Linked DNA regions of Homo sapiens: region 2 is linked to region 1. Evidence: chromatin contacts called from ENCODE Hi-C or POLR2A ChIA-PET data. All regions are on one chromosome and are shown on one strand. Each heading gives the region's core, a stretch centred on a gene start or an enhancer-like site at or near the end of the contact. The rest is flanking DNA. Distances are from core to core; before and after follow the strand shown.

Region 1 (6,237 bases), core at 3,640-6,139:
CAACAATTTATCTGGTTTCTTGCTAGAGCATAAGCCTGTACTAAAGCCATCCACAGATTATGGTCCAGTGGATTCTCCTGTAAGGAAAGGGAAGGGACTAAGACAACAGGAAATAAAAAAAGGAAAAAATAAAAGGCTTTCGTGAAGACAGAGAAGTCTGGATTTGTGACCTTGGGAAAGCCGCCCACATCCAGGATCCCACCTGCATCTGAAGAAAAACCTCCCTTGTCAGCTTTCCGTTGAGGTCTCCAACACGTATACGGTTCCAGGAGCCTGGAGGGGCCCTTTTGACTTATGAGATGTGAATCCAAAGTTTGAGGCCTTGAAGTTTTACTGCCGTGTGGGTGGTGAGAAGAACTTGGTAGGGTCTCTTCCAATGGGGTTCAAGGGCAGTCTCTCTCTGATGTCGTTTCCAGAAGACCAAATCTCCAGGTTCTAGACTGTGAAAGGTTTGATTGTCCTCAGTCAATGGTGAAAGTACACTTTGTCACAATGCATTAAACTCTTGCAGTATTGGCCGGGCGCGGTGGCTCACGCCTGTAATCCCAGCACTTTGGGAGGCTGAGGTGGGCGGATCACGAGGTCAAGAGATCGAGACCATCCTGGCCAACATGGTGAAATCCCGTCTCTACTAAAAATAAAAAAAAAAATTAGCTGGGCATGGTGGTGCACACACGTAGTCCCAGATACTCAGGAGGCTGAGGCAGGAGAATCCCTTGAACCCGGGAGGCGGAGGTTGCAGTGAGCCGAGATCGCGCCACTGCACTCCAGCCTGGCGACAGAGCGAGACTCCATCTCAAAAAAAAAAAAAAAAAAAGTCTTGCAGTATTTAGTCATATCAGAGTTTAGGAGAGAGGAGACAGGTGAAGCTCTGTTATTAAAGGTATGGGCCTTCCAGTAACTATTTTATAAGGGATCAATCTGTTTTCTAGTGGGAGTGGATCTGATGTCTGCCAATCAGTAATATCTTTAGCCAAGACACTCCAATTGATTATGTTAGTTTTGCCAATTTCAGTTTTCACAGACTCCTTGAATTGAAACAAACCCACCATCAAAAAAGGTGGGCCGGATGCGGTGGCTCACACCTGTAATCCCAGCACTTTGGGAGGCCGAGGCGGGTGGATCACGAGGTCAAGAGTTCTAGACCAGCCTAGCCAAGATGGTGAAACCCCATCTCTACTAAAAATACAAAAATTAGCCAGGCGTGGTGGCACATGCCTGTAATCCCAGCTACTCGGGAGGCTGAGGCAGAGAATTGCTTGAACCCGGGAGGCGGAGGTCACGGTGAGCCCAGATCACACCACTGCACTCCAGCCTGGGCAACTGAATGAGACTCTGTCTCAAAAAAAAAAAAAAAAAAAGTACCTATCTGAGGCCTCCAGCTGAATCCAGTCCAGTGAATTATCAGAACCAATTTGATCCAATTTGATCCAGGACCCAGTCCAGTCTACTAATTGCTCAAATAAACTTGGAGAGTTTTTTTGTTTTTTTTTTGAGACGGAGTCTCGCTCTGTCGCCCAGGCTGGAGTGCAGTGGCGCGATCTCGGCTCACTGCAAGCTCTGCCTCCTGGGCTCACGCCATTCTCCTGCCTCAGCCTCCCAAGTAGCTGGGACTACAGGTGTCCGCCACCACACCCAGGTAATTTTTTTCTATTTTTAGTATAGACAGGGTTTCACCGCGTTAGCCAGGATGGTCTCGATCTCCTGATGTCGTGATCCTCCCGCCTCGGCCTCCCAAAGTGCTGGGATTACAGGCGTGAGCCACCGCGCCTCGCCTAAACCTGGAGAGTTTAAAACACAAATTTGTAGAGCTCGGAACTTGAATGAGAACTTGCCGATGACCCCAGTTGCTGCAAGAGATCAGTGGTACCATGAGCCCTAGTGGGTAGCTTCCCTTGGTCACTCTTTGACAATGAAACACTTTAGGCTTATAGTTGCTCAGGAAAGTGCCAGAGTAAACAATTAATTATGTGTGAATGACAAAACTTAAAATGCCCATAGTTTAAAACCTTATGACTCAGGAGGCTGAGGCAGGAGGATCGTTTGAGCCCGAGATGTTGAGGCTGCAGTGAGCTGTGATCACACCACTGCACTACAGCCTGGGTGACAGAGCAAGACCCTGTCACTAAAAATCAATCAACCAATCAATCAATCAATCCCTGGCAGGGCACGCTGGCTCACACCTATAATCCCAGCACTTTGGGAGGTGGAGGTGGGAGGATTGCTTGAGGCCAGGAGTTCAAACCAACCTGGACAACATAGCAAGACCCCTGCTCTACTAAAAAATAAAAATAAGTTAGCTGGGCACAGTGGTGCCCACCTATAATCCCAGCTACTCAGAAGGCTGAAGCAGGAGGATCACTTGAGCCCAGGAGTTCAAGGCTGTAATGATTTACAACGGTGACACTTCACTCCAGCCTGGGTGATGAAGTGAGACCCTGTCTCAAAAAATAAATGAATAAATAAACATGTTTGTTAGGGTTTGAATGTGTCCCTCAAAGTTCATGTATTAGAAATTTAGTCCCCAGTGCTCCAGTGTTGAAAGGTGGGACTTTTAATAAGCCAAGCCCTCATGAATGCATTAATGCCATTCTAGCTGACGCGGGTTCTCATGGGAGTGGGTTCCTAATAAAAGGATGAGTTTGGCCTCCTTCCCTTCTCTCTCTCTCTGGGGCATGCCCTGTTGCCCTTCTACCTTCCTCCATGGGATCATGCAGCAAGGAGGCCCTTGTCCCAGTGTGAGTTCCTAGACCTTGGGCTTCCTGGACTCCAGAACTGGAAGAAACAAATCTGTTCTAGCCTGGTGCGGTGGCTCACGCCTGTAATCCCAGCACTTTGGGAGGCCGAGGCGGGCGGATCACGAGGTCAGGAGATCGAGACCATCCTGGTTAACACAGTGAAACCCCGTCTCTACTAAAAATACAAAAAATTAGCTGGGTGGGGTGGCAGGCGCCTGTACTCCCAGCTACATGGGAGACTGAGGCAGGAGACTCGCTTGAACCCAGGAGGCGGAGGTTGCAATGAGCCGAGATCCCGCCACCACACTCCAGCCTGGCAGCAGAGGAAGACTCCATCTCAAAAAAAAAAAAAAAAAAAAGAAAAGAAAGAAATCTGTTCTATAAATGACCCAGTCTTGAGTATTCTGTTACAGCACCACAAAATAGACTAAGACAATGTTCTACTTCACTAGTAATTAAATAAATACAAATGAGCATTTTTGCTCATTGAAGATAAAACTTAGTGTCACCACCATCTATAATGGCAGGTAAAAGCAGCATTTTATTACTACACATTAACGTGTGTGCTTATTATAAGATCAGTCGGGCCAGGTGCAGTGGCTCACGCCTGTAATCCCAGCACTTTGGGAGGTCGAGGTGGGTGGATCACCTGAGGTCAGGAGTTCGAGATCAGCGTGGCCAACATGGGGAAACCACGTCTCTACTAAAAATACAAAAATTAGCTGGGTGTGGTGGCAGGTACTTGTAATCCCAGCTACTCGGGAGGCTGAGGCAGGAGAATCCCTTGAGCCAGGGAGGCGGAGGTTGCAGTGAGCCGAGATCATGCCACTGCACTCCAGCCTGAGCGACAGAGCAAGATTCCATCTCAAAACAAAAGATCAGTCATTGAGAATCCCCCAGTGGCACACTCTACCTGGCCCGGTGTTAGCAGGATAGGGGTGTGCTGTCATACAGCCCCCACTGCAGCATGACGGGAGCCCCCAGCAGCAACCCTGCTCCCTCCCTGCATTCTCCAGTGCAGGAGGCTGCTGAGAGGTGCTCCCTTGCCGGTATGCACAGACCTGAATTGGTAAAATGCTCTTTTCCCTGTCAATACCACACTTGGGGGGGTGCAGGTGGCCCTGTGACAACAGGGACATGCTCTAGTACTACACAGAAATCTGTCGATCCCGAGGCACAAGTTCAAATCCCGCTGACTTACCAACAAGGGAAAACGGTATGTAAGTCATGAGTGTGTTTCGAATTTAGTTTTTACTTTTCATCAGAGTTATACATGCACATTTTCTTTTTTCTTCTTCTTTTTTTTTTTTAAGACAGACAGAGTCTCACTTTGCTACCCAGGCTAGAGTGTAGTGGCACAGTCATAGCTGACTGCCACCTCAAATTCCTGGGCTTAAGCGATCCTCCCACCTCAGCCTCTCAAGTGGCTGGGACTACAGGTGTGTACCACCACGCTCAGCAGATTTTTTTGTAGAGGTGGGGTCTTGCCATCTTGCCCAGGCATGTCTCGAACTCCTGGGCTCAAGCAATCCTCCCGTCTTGGCTTCCCAGAGTGCTGGGATTACAGGCATGAGCCACCACACCCAGCCACATGCACATAATTTAAACAGCTACATAGTTTTACAAGGCTGCTTACAAAATACAGCAGTCCCCTGTACTCACATCTCTGGAGGCAACTGCCTTCAACTTGCAGCTCATTCTTTTGGTTTCATCTTCATATCCCTGAAAAGCACACTTAAATTGCTACTTCCTGACCTCCAGTATCACTATATCATCTTTGATTTAGGTCAAGAGTCACAGTTGACATTGTGAGGGGACAGCATGAACTCTTTCATACCTGAGCTATGTAATGGGCCATCATAACTTTTCCTTCCCTGCTTAACTTCTTGTTTCCTCTGGAGTTAATAAATGCTGTCTTTCTAATTTTGCTTACTTTTTTTTATTACTAATTCAACTCCAAATTCTGCCAAATGTCCCAGTCTCCCCCAAAGCATTTCAGTATGTCAGATATTCTGCCAACTCAAAGTAGACTCTGTTTTGTGAGCTGGGGGCATAGCCTTCACCCTGGGGCCTCCCTTCACCAGCATTCTTTCGCCCTTCTGTCTTATGTAGGATCCCGCTTCCTGGATCCCACCACTTCCTCTTTCTTGGTTTACTCTCTCTTTGACAGAGCATACCCTGGAGTCACTTCCTGAGAAAGGGGCCAGGGATGTACATTTTTTGAAGGCTTATCATTCTGAAATTCTCTCTTCTACCCTCACTCATGATGAATAGTTTGGCTAAGTATAAAAATTGAGGTTAGAAATCATCCAACTTCAGAATTTTGAGAGCTTTCATTCATTGACTTCAACCATCTAGTTGTGTTGTTGCGAAGTCAGAAGCCATTCTGATCCTGGCCAGTTGTACAGGACCTACTGCTTTTCTGTTTTTGAGACGGAGTTTCACTTTTGTCTCCCAGGCTGGAGTACAACGGGGCGATCTCAGCTCACCGCAACCTCCACCTCCCAGGTTCAAGCGATTCTCCTGCCTCAGCGTCCCAGGTAGCTGGGATTATAGGCGCCCACCACCATGCCTGGCTAATTTTTTGTATTTTTAGTAGAGACAGAGTTTCGCCATGTTAGCCAGGCTGGTCTCGAACTCCTGGCCTCAAGTGATCTGCCCGCCTAGGCCTCCCAAAGTTCTGGGATTACAAGCGTGAGCCACCACTGCTGGCCAGGACCTGTTGTTTCTCTCTGGATATTTACAGGATCTTCTCTTTGTCTCCCATGTTCTGAAACTCCCTTTGATGTGCCTTAAGTACACATCTGCTTTCATTCTTGGTTCTAAGCACTCAACAGGTCCTTTCAATCCAGAAACTTGAGTTTAATTTCTTTTTTTTTTTTCTTTTTTCTGAGATAGAGTCTCCCTCTGTTGCCCAGGCTGAAGTGCACTGAGATGATCTCGGCTCACTGCAACCTCTGCCTCCCAGGTTCAAGCAATTCTCCCACCTCGACCTCCTGAGTAGCTGGGATTACCACCATGTCTGGCTAATTTTTGTATTTTTAGTAGAGACGGGGTTTCACCACGTTGGCCAGGCTGGTCTCAAACTCCTGACCTCAGGTGATCCGCCCGCCTCGGCCTCCCAAAGTACTGGGATTACAGGCGTGAGCCACTGTGCCTGGCTGAGTTTAATTTCTGTGAAATGTTTTTGGATTGTTTCTTTGATGATTTTCTCCCCTCCTTGTTCTCCCTATCTAGACATATTATGTAGATGTTAAGTGTCCCAGACTGGTCCTTCAATTCCTTTTTTTCTCTCATTTTCAACTTTTTTCTTTTTCAACTTTTTTTTTTTTTTTTTTTTTTTTGAGACAGGATCTTGCTATGTTGCACAGGCTGGTCTCGAACTTCTGGACTCAAGTGATCCTCCCACCCTGGTCTCCTGAGTAGCTTGGACGACAGGCATGCACCACTGCAAGGGCTTTATTTTCAACTTTTTGCTCTAATTTCTATAAAATTTCCT
Region 2 (6,526 bases), core at 3,702-6,201, 140 kb before region 1:
GAGGTACAGAAAGGAGCTGGTAGGTACCATTCCATCTGAAACTATTACAAACAATAGAAAAAGAGGGACTCCTCCCTAACTCATTGTATGAGGCCAGCATCATCCTGATACCAAAACCTGGCAGAGACACAACAAAAAAAGAAAATTTCAGGCCAATATCCCTGATGAACATCAATGCAAAAATCCTCAATGAAATACTGGCAAACCGAATCCAGCAGCACATCAAAAAGCTTATCCACCACGATCAAGTTGGCTTCATCCCTGGGATGCAAGGCTGGTTCAACATATGCAAATCAACCAGGTGCGGTGGCTCACACCTGTAATCCCAGTAGTTTGGGAGGCTGAGGCAGGTGGATCACAAGGTCAGGAGATCGAGACCATCCTGGCCAACATGGTGAAACCCCGCCTCTAATAAAAATACAAAAATTAACCGGGTGTGGTGGCGTGTGTCTGTAGTCTCAAGTACTCAGGAGGCTGAGGCTTGAACACAGGAGGTGGAGGTTGCAGTGAACCAAGATTGCACCACTGCACTCTAGCTTGGGTGACAGAGGGAGACTCCGTCTCAGGAAAGAAAAAAAAAAAAACCAAATAACAAAAAAACCATATGCAAATCAATAAACGTAATCCATCGTATAAATAGAACCAATGACAAAAACCACATGATTATCTCAATAGACGCAGAAAAAGCCTTCAATAAAATTCAACACCCCTTCATGCTAAAAACTCTCAATAAACTAGGTATTGATGGAATGTATCTCAAAATAATAAGAGCTATTTATGACAAACCCACAGCCAATATCATACTGAATGGGCAAAGGCTGGAAGCATTCCCTTTGAAAACTGGCACAAGACAAGGATGCCCTCTCTCACCACTCGTATTCAACATACTATTAGAAGTTCTGGCCACGGCAATCAGGCAAGAGAAAAAAATATAGTGTATTCAAATAGGAAGAGAGGAAGTCAAATTGTCTCTGTTTTCAGATGACATGATTGTATATTTGGAAAACCCCATCATCTCAGCCCAAAATCTCCTTAAGCTGATAAGCAACTTCAGCAAAGTCTCAAGATACAAAATCAACTGCAAAAATCACAAGCATTCCTACACACCAATAATTGACAAAGAGTCAAATCATGAGTGAACTCCCATTCACAATTGCTACAAAGAGAATAAAATACCTGGGAATACAACTTACAAGGGATGTGAAAGACCTCTTCGAGGAGAACTACAAACCACTGCTCAGCGAAATAGGACACAAACAAATAGAAAAACATTCCATGCTCATGGATACAAAGAATCAGTATTGTGAAAACGGCCATACTGCCCAAAGTAATTTATAGATTCAATGCTATGCCCATCAAGCTACCACTGACTTTCTTCACAGAATTAGAAAAAACTACTTCAAATTTCATATGGAACCAAAAAAGAGCCCGTATGGCCAAGACAATCCTAAGCAAAAAGAACAAAGCTGTAGGCATCACACTACCTGACTTCAAACTATACTACAAGGCTACAGTAACCAAAACAGCACGGTACTGGTACCAAAACAGATATAGAGACCAACGGAACAGAACAGAGGCCTCAGAAATAATGCCAGACATCTACAACCATCTGATCTTTGACAAACTGGACAAAAACAAGGAATGGGAAAAGGATTCCCTATTTAATAAATGGTGTTAGGAAAACTGGATAGCCATATGCATAAAACTGAAACTGGACCCCTTCCTTACACCTCATACAAAAATTAACTCAAGAGGGGTTAAACATAAGACCTAAAACCATAAAAATCCTAGAAGAAAACCTAGGCAATACCATTCAGGACATAGGCATGGGCAAAGACTTCATGACTAAAACACCAAAAGCAATGGCAACAAAAGCCAAAACTGACAAATGGGATCTAATTAAACTAAAGAGCTTCTGCACACCAGAAGAAACTATCATCAGAATGAAAAGGGAATCTACAGAATGGGAGAAAATTTTTGCAATCTATCCATCTGACAAAGGGCTCATATCCACGATCTACAAGGAACTTAAACAAGTTTACAAGAAAAAAACAATGCCATCAAAAAGCAGACGAAGGATATAAACAGACACTTCTCAAAAGAAGACATTTATGTAGCCAACAAACATGAAAAAAAAGCTCATCATCACTGGTCATTAGAGAAATGCAAATCAAAACCACAATGAGATACCATCTCACACCAGTTACAGTGGCGATCATTAAAAAGCGAGGAAACAACAGAAGCTGGAGAGGATGTGGAGAAATAGGAACACTTTTACACTGTTGGTGGGAGTGTAAATTAGTTCAACCATTGTGGAAGGCAGTGTGGCGATTCCTCAAGAATCTAAAACCAGAAATACCATTTGACCCAGCAATCCCGTTACTGGGTATATAACCAAAGGATTATAAACATTCTATGATAAAGACACATGCACACATATGTGTACTGCACCACTATGCACAATACGAAAGAGTTGGAAACAACTCAAATGCCCAGCAATGATAGACTGGACAAAGAAAATGTGGCACATATACACCATGGAATACTATGCAATCATAAAAAAGGATGAGTTCATGTCCTTTGCAGGGATATGGATGAAGCTGGAAACCATCATTCTCAGCAAACTAACACAGGAACAGAAAACCAAACACTGCATGTTCTCACTCATAAGTGGGGATTGAACAATTAGAACACATGGACACAGGGAAGGGGACATCACACACCAGGGCCTGTCAGGGGTGTGGGGCTAGGGGAAGGATAGCATCAGGAGAAATACCTAATGTAGATGATGGGTGCCACCCATACATGTGCCACCACCACGGCACGTGTATACCTATGTAACAAACCTGCACGTTCTGTACATGTATCCCAAAACTTAAAGTATAATTAATTTAAAAAAAAGAGAGAGAGAGACAAAAGTCTCTTAAAAATAATATTCAGGGCCGGGCGCAGTGGCTCACACCTGTAATGACAGCACTTTGGGAGGCCAAGGCGGGCGGATCACGAGTTCAAGACATTGAGACCGTCCTGGCCAACATGGTGAAACCCCATCTCTACTAAAAATACAAAAATTAGCTGGGCATGGTGGTGCATGCCTGTAGTCCCAGCTACTCGGGAGGCTGAGGCAGGAGAATTGCTTGAACCCAGGAGGCGGAGATTGCAGTGAGCTGAGATCGTGCCACTGCACTCCAGCCTGGCGACAGAGCAAGACTTCATCTCAAAAATAATAATAATAATAATAATAATAATAATAATAATAATAATAATAATATGCATGCTGGCTTTCCCACTAACTGATCCAAATTAGTGAATTCTTTTGTGAATGTCTGGTCACTCCATGTGGACAGAAACCTCCCTGGGAGAAGGACCAATGCCCTCCAGCCCAGAGTTCTGTGGGTTGCCCCTCGGTCCTGCTGTCTCCTCTCATCACAGCTGCTGGATGGGACCACGGCAGGACATCTTCGGGGTCAGCCTCGTTTTGGCAGAGGGGCCCCGGTGTGTCTTAGTATGGCGCGCAGACTCTTGTGAGTGGCCACCACTAGTCCTCCACATCGTCATTTACACACGTCTCCCTCCTAGCCAGGGCCACTCACAAGTGTGCCTAACTTTGCAATTTCTTTTTTTTTGAGATGCCCAGGCTAGAGTGCAATGGCACGATCTCGGCTCACCGCAACCTCCGCCCCCCGGGTTCAAGCGATTCTCCTGACTCAGCCTTCCCGAGTAGCTGGGATTACAGGCATGCGCCACTACACCTGGCTAATTTTGTATTTGTATGTATTTATGTATTTATTTTGAGACAGAGTCTCACTCTGTCGCCCAGGCTGGAGTGCCGTGGTGCAATCTCGGCTCACTGAAAGCCCTGCCTTCCACGTTCACGCCATTCTCCTGCCTCAGCCTCCCAAGTAGCTGGGACTACAGGTGCCTGCCACCACATCCGGCTAATTTTTTTTCTATTTTCCTAGAGACGGCGTTTCATCGTATTAGCCAGGATGGTCTCGATCTCCTGACCTCGTGATCCGCCCGCCTCGGCCTCCCAAAGTGCTGGGATTATAGGCGTGAGCCACCATGCCCAGCCTAATTTTGTATTTTTGGTAGAGATGGGGTTTCTCCATGTTGGTCAGGTTGGTCTCGAACTCCCGACCTCAGGTCATCCGCCCTCCTTGGCCTCCCAAAGTGCTGGATTAAAGGCATGAACCACTGTGCCCGGCCAGCAATTTCTTCCATTCTGGCCTGAGTGACTAGGTTGGAAATGAGTACTGGATAAAGTTCTGGTTTGTCTTTGATGCATGTGACTATTCTTATCACCACCCACAGCCAGCACCTGGACCACAAAGAAGCTCCCAGAGCACTTTCACCTTCTGGAGTGGCCGTGCCCAGGACCACAAGCACTCACCTTCAGAGCCCTTCTGCTTCCTCTCCACCTCCCTGCGGTACTCCTCCAGCTCACGGTCTGTGAGTGTGGTGAAGGGGTTGGGGCCCGTGGTGCTCACAATGACGTGGGGCTGGTACTCCTTTTCAATGATGGCCTTGGAGGCCGTCACCAGCTCTCCCTGTGGATGAAAGGCACATCTGGTCTGCAGGAGCCCGGCCCGATGGGGACTCTCCCTCCTCCCAGGCAGGCTGCAGGCAGGGCGGGGGCAGGAGGCTTTCCAGGAGCAGAGACCCCTGAGACTGCACTGCCATGGGCCCGAGGCCTAGGCTGAGCTGCAGCCTTCAGTGGTATATAATGGAAACACAGGTCAGTGCCACGATGAACAGATATTAACCACAAAAGAAATCCTACAGAGCCTTCCAGGTTTCAGAAGCAAAAGCCCAATGCAGACCCAAGAGCACAGAGCACCTCAGGGAGGGTGCCCACTCCTCACTGTGGAGCAGAAGGGGAAGAGGCCCTTTCCTGTTACTGTTTAAAAGTCAGTAAGTTTTCCTCATGACATCAGAAACTGTCACGAGGTACAGCACTCAGCGTAAGGCATGCTCAGAGCTTTGCTCATATTCTAAGAGCACAGGTAAGTTCTGTTCTTTTGACTGTGGTTAGTTTGTAACTAGTTCCTGGAGCTTATCCCAAAACATTCCGAGATGACAACATGCCCCAAGACACCAGTGTTTAGCTGAGGAATTTGGAAAACTCTGAAAATTTGTACCAAAGAAAAAAAGAAGAAAGCGAAGCACCAAGGCGGCTCACAGACCACACCAATCTTAAAGCAGGAGGTGGAGCCTGCAGGCCAGCACAGTGGGCTGGGTGGGCATCAGGGGGTGCGGTCCACTCACAGCCACCTGCCCCAGCACAGCGCTGTGCCCACAGTGCAGCCTGATTGGGTCAGGGGCAGGAAAATGTCCCCTAATTCCCTGGAGCTCACTTCTTTTTTTTTTTTTTTGAGACGGAGTCTCGCACTGTCACCCAGGCTGGAGTGTAGTGGCGCAATCTCGGCTCGCTGCAAGCTCCACCTCCCAGGTTCACTCCATTCTCCTGCCTCAGCCTCCCGAGTAGCTGGGACTACAGGCGCCCGCCACCACGCCCGGCTACCCTGGAGCTCACTTCTAAGACAGTTATCCAGCACTTACACACATGCACATGACTGACAGCTTCCAAAACCAAATAGAAACAGGAGAAACCACAATTCTTTGGATGCCAGGCCTGGTCCTTCAGTGCTGCTCTCAGTGCGGAGTGAACACCAGAGATGGAGAGCGTCCTAGCTGGGCTGACTCGGGAAATTCAACTCACACAGGCCGACCGCTCCTCAAGCAGAGACAGGGGAACTTGGACTGACTGGGATGGGCTGAGGGGTTACCACCTAGCATGCTGCGTACCCAGTGCTGACCAGTGACACAGAGCTCCGAGAGGGACAGATGGGCTGCTGGAACAGGCAACCTTTGCCCGGGAGCCTGGAGACTCTCGACAGTCAACAAGTCAAAGGGAACCCTCTTCTGAACCAGGTCTGACTCGAGGCCCATTGGCTTTTCGTTAAGAAGTTGCCCTGCCTCACCAAGACAGGAAGCTGAGTCCTGTCTGCCATGTCTTAGCGCTGTGGCCCGAGCCAAGTCTTTCCCTGACCAGAGGCCTGCCTCACTATCTGAAGGAGGAGCTGCTGGGCTGGCCACTGCTAAGAGCCCTCACATGATGGCACTCTAGAGATGGTATCCCAGCAACAGCAGTTTGGCTGGCTGCACCTGCATCCTGATATCACTGCCAATGAAATGAGAAGGTGATACAAGAGAAATGCTTAAGTTCATTTAAATCAAGTGGTTAAAATTAGTAAAGGAATCAAATATCAAGAATCAACTATCAGGCCAGGCATGGTGGCTCACACCTGTAATCCCAGCACTTTGGGAAGCTGAGGCGGGTGGATCACCTGAGGTCAGGAGTTCAAGACCACCCTGGCCAACACAGCGAAAACCTGTCTCTACTAAAAATACAAAAAAAATTAACCAGGCGTGGTAGTGGGCATCTGTAATCCCAGGTACTCGGGAAGCTGAGGCAAAGGAATCACCTGAACGTGGGAGGCGGAGGTTGAGGTGAGCCGAGATT

What was found. Hi-C counts contacts between places; a loop is a spot of excess contacts on that map. ChIA-PET counts read pairs that join two places held with the same protein, here RNA polymerase II (POLR2A). Pooled maps may share reads with other maps.
Region 2: a loop to region 1 is called in a map of heart right ventricle, with 2.5 times the contacts of the local background. The contact joins two enhancer-like sites. A Hi-C loop is called at or near these places in 10 of 168 maps with a recorded cell type or tissue (CD8-positive, alpha-beta T cell, GM11168, GM13976 and 6 more) and 9 of 50 pooled maps. POLR2A ChIA-PET finds 5 or more read pairs at or near these places in 4 of 52 experiments (AG04449, H1, MCF 10A and 1 more).

The regions. Positions count from the first base shown.
Region 1 is chr4:2,769,588-2,775,824 of GRCh38, reverse strand. LOC102723763 (a long non-coding RNA gene) reads right to left here. Exons shown (of 3, transcript XR_001741552.2): 3 at 1-440. Among named protein-coding and RNA genes, the nearest start is that of TNIP2, 16 kb to the right of the region's middle. RefSeq lists an enhancer at 4,436-4,485. Within about 2 kb of position 4,889, at least 3 of the 41 ENCODE cell types and tissues checked have a DNase peak (open chromatin) inside an H3K27ac peak, as active enhancers do.
Region 2 is chr4:2,912,908-2,919,433 of GRCh38, reverse strand. ADD1 (adducin 1) reads right to left here. Exons shown (of 16, transcript NM_001354761.2): 14 at 4,394-4,550. Among named protein-coding and RNA genes, the nearest start is that of SLC75A1, 19 kb to the left of the region's middle. RefSeq lists an enhancer at 4,678-4,747. Within about 2 kb of position 4,951, at least 5 of the 41 ENCODE cell types and tissues checked have a DNase peak (open chromatin) inside an H3K27ac peak, as active enhancers do.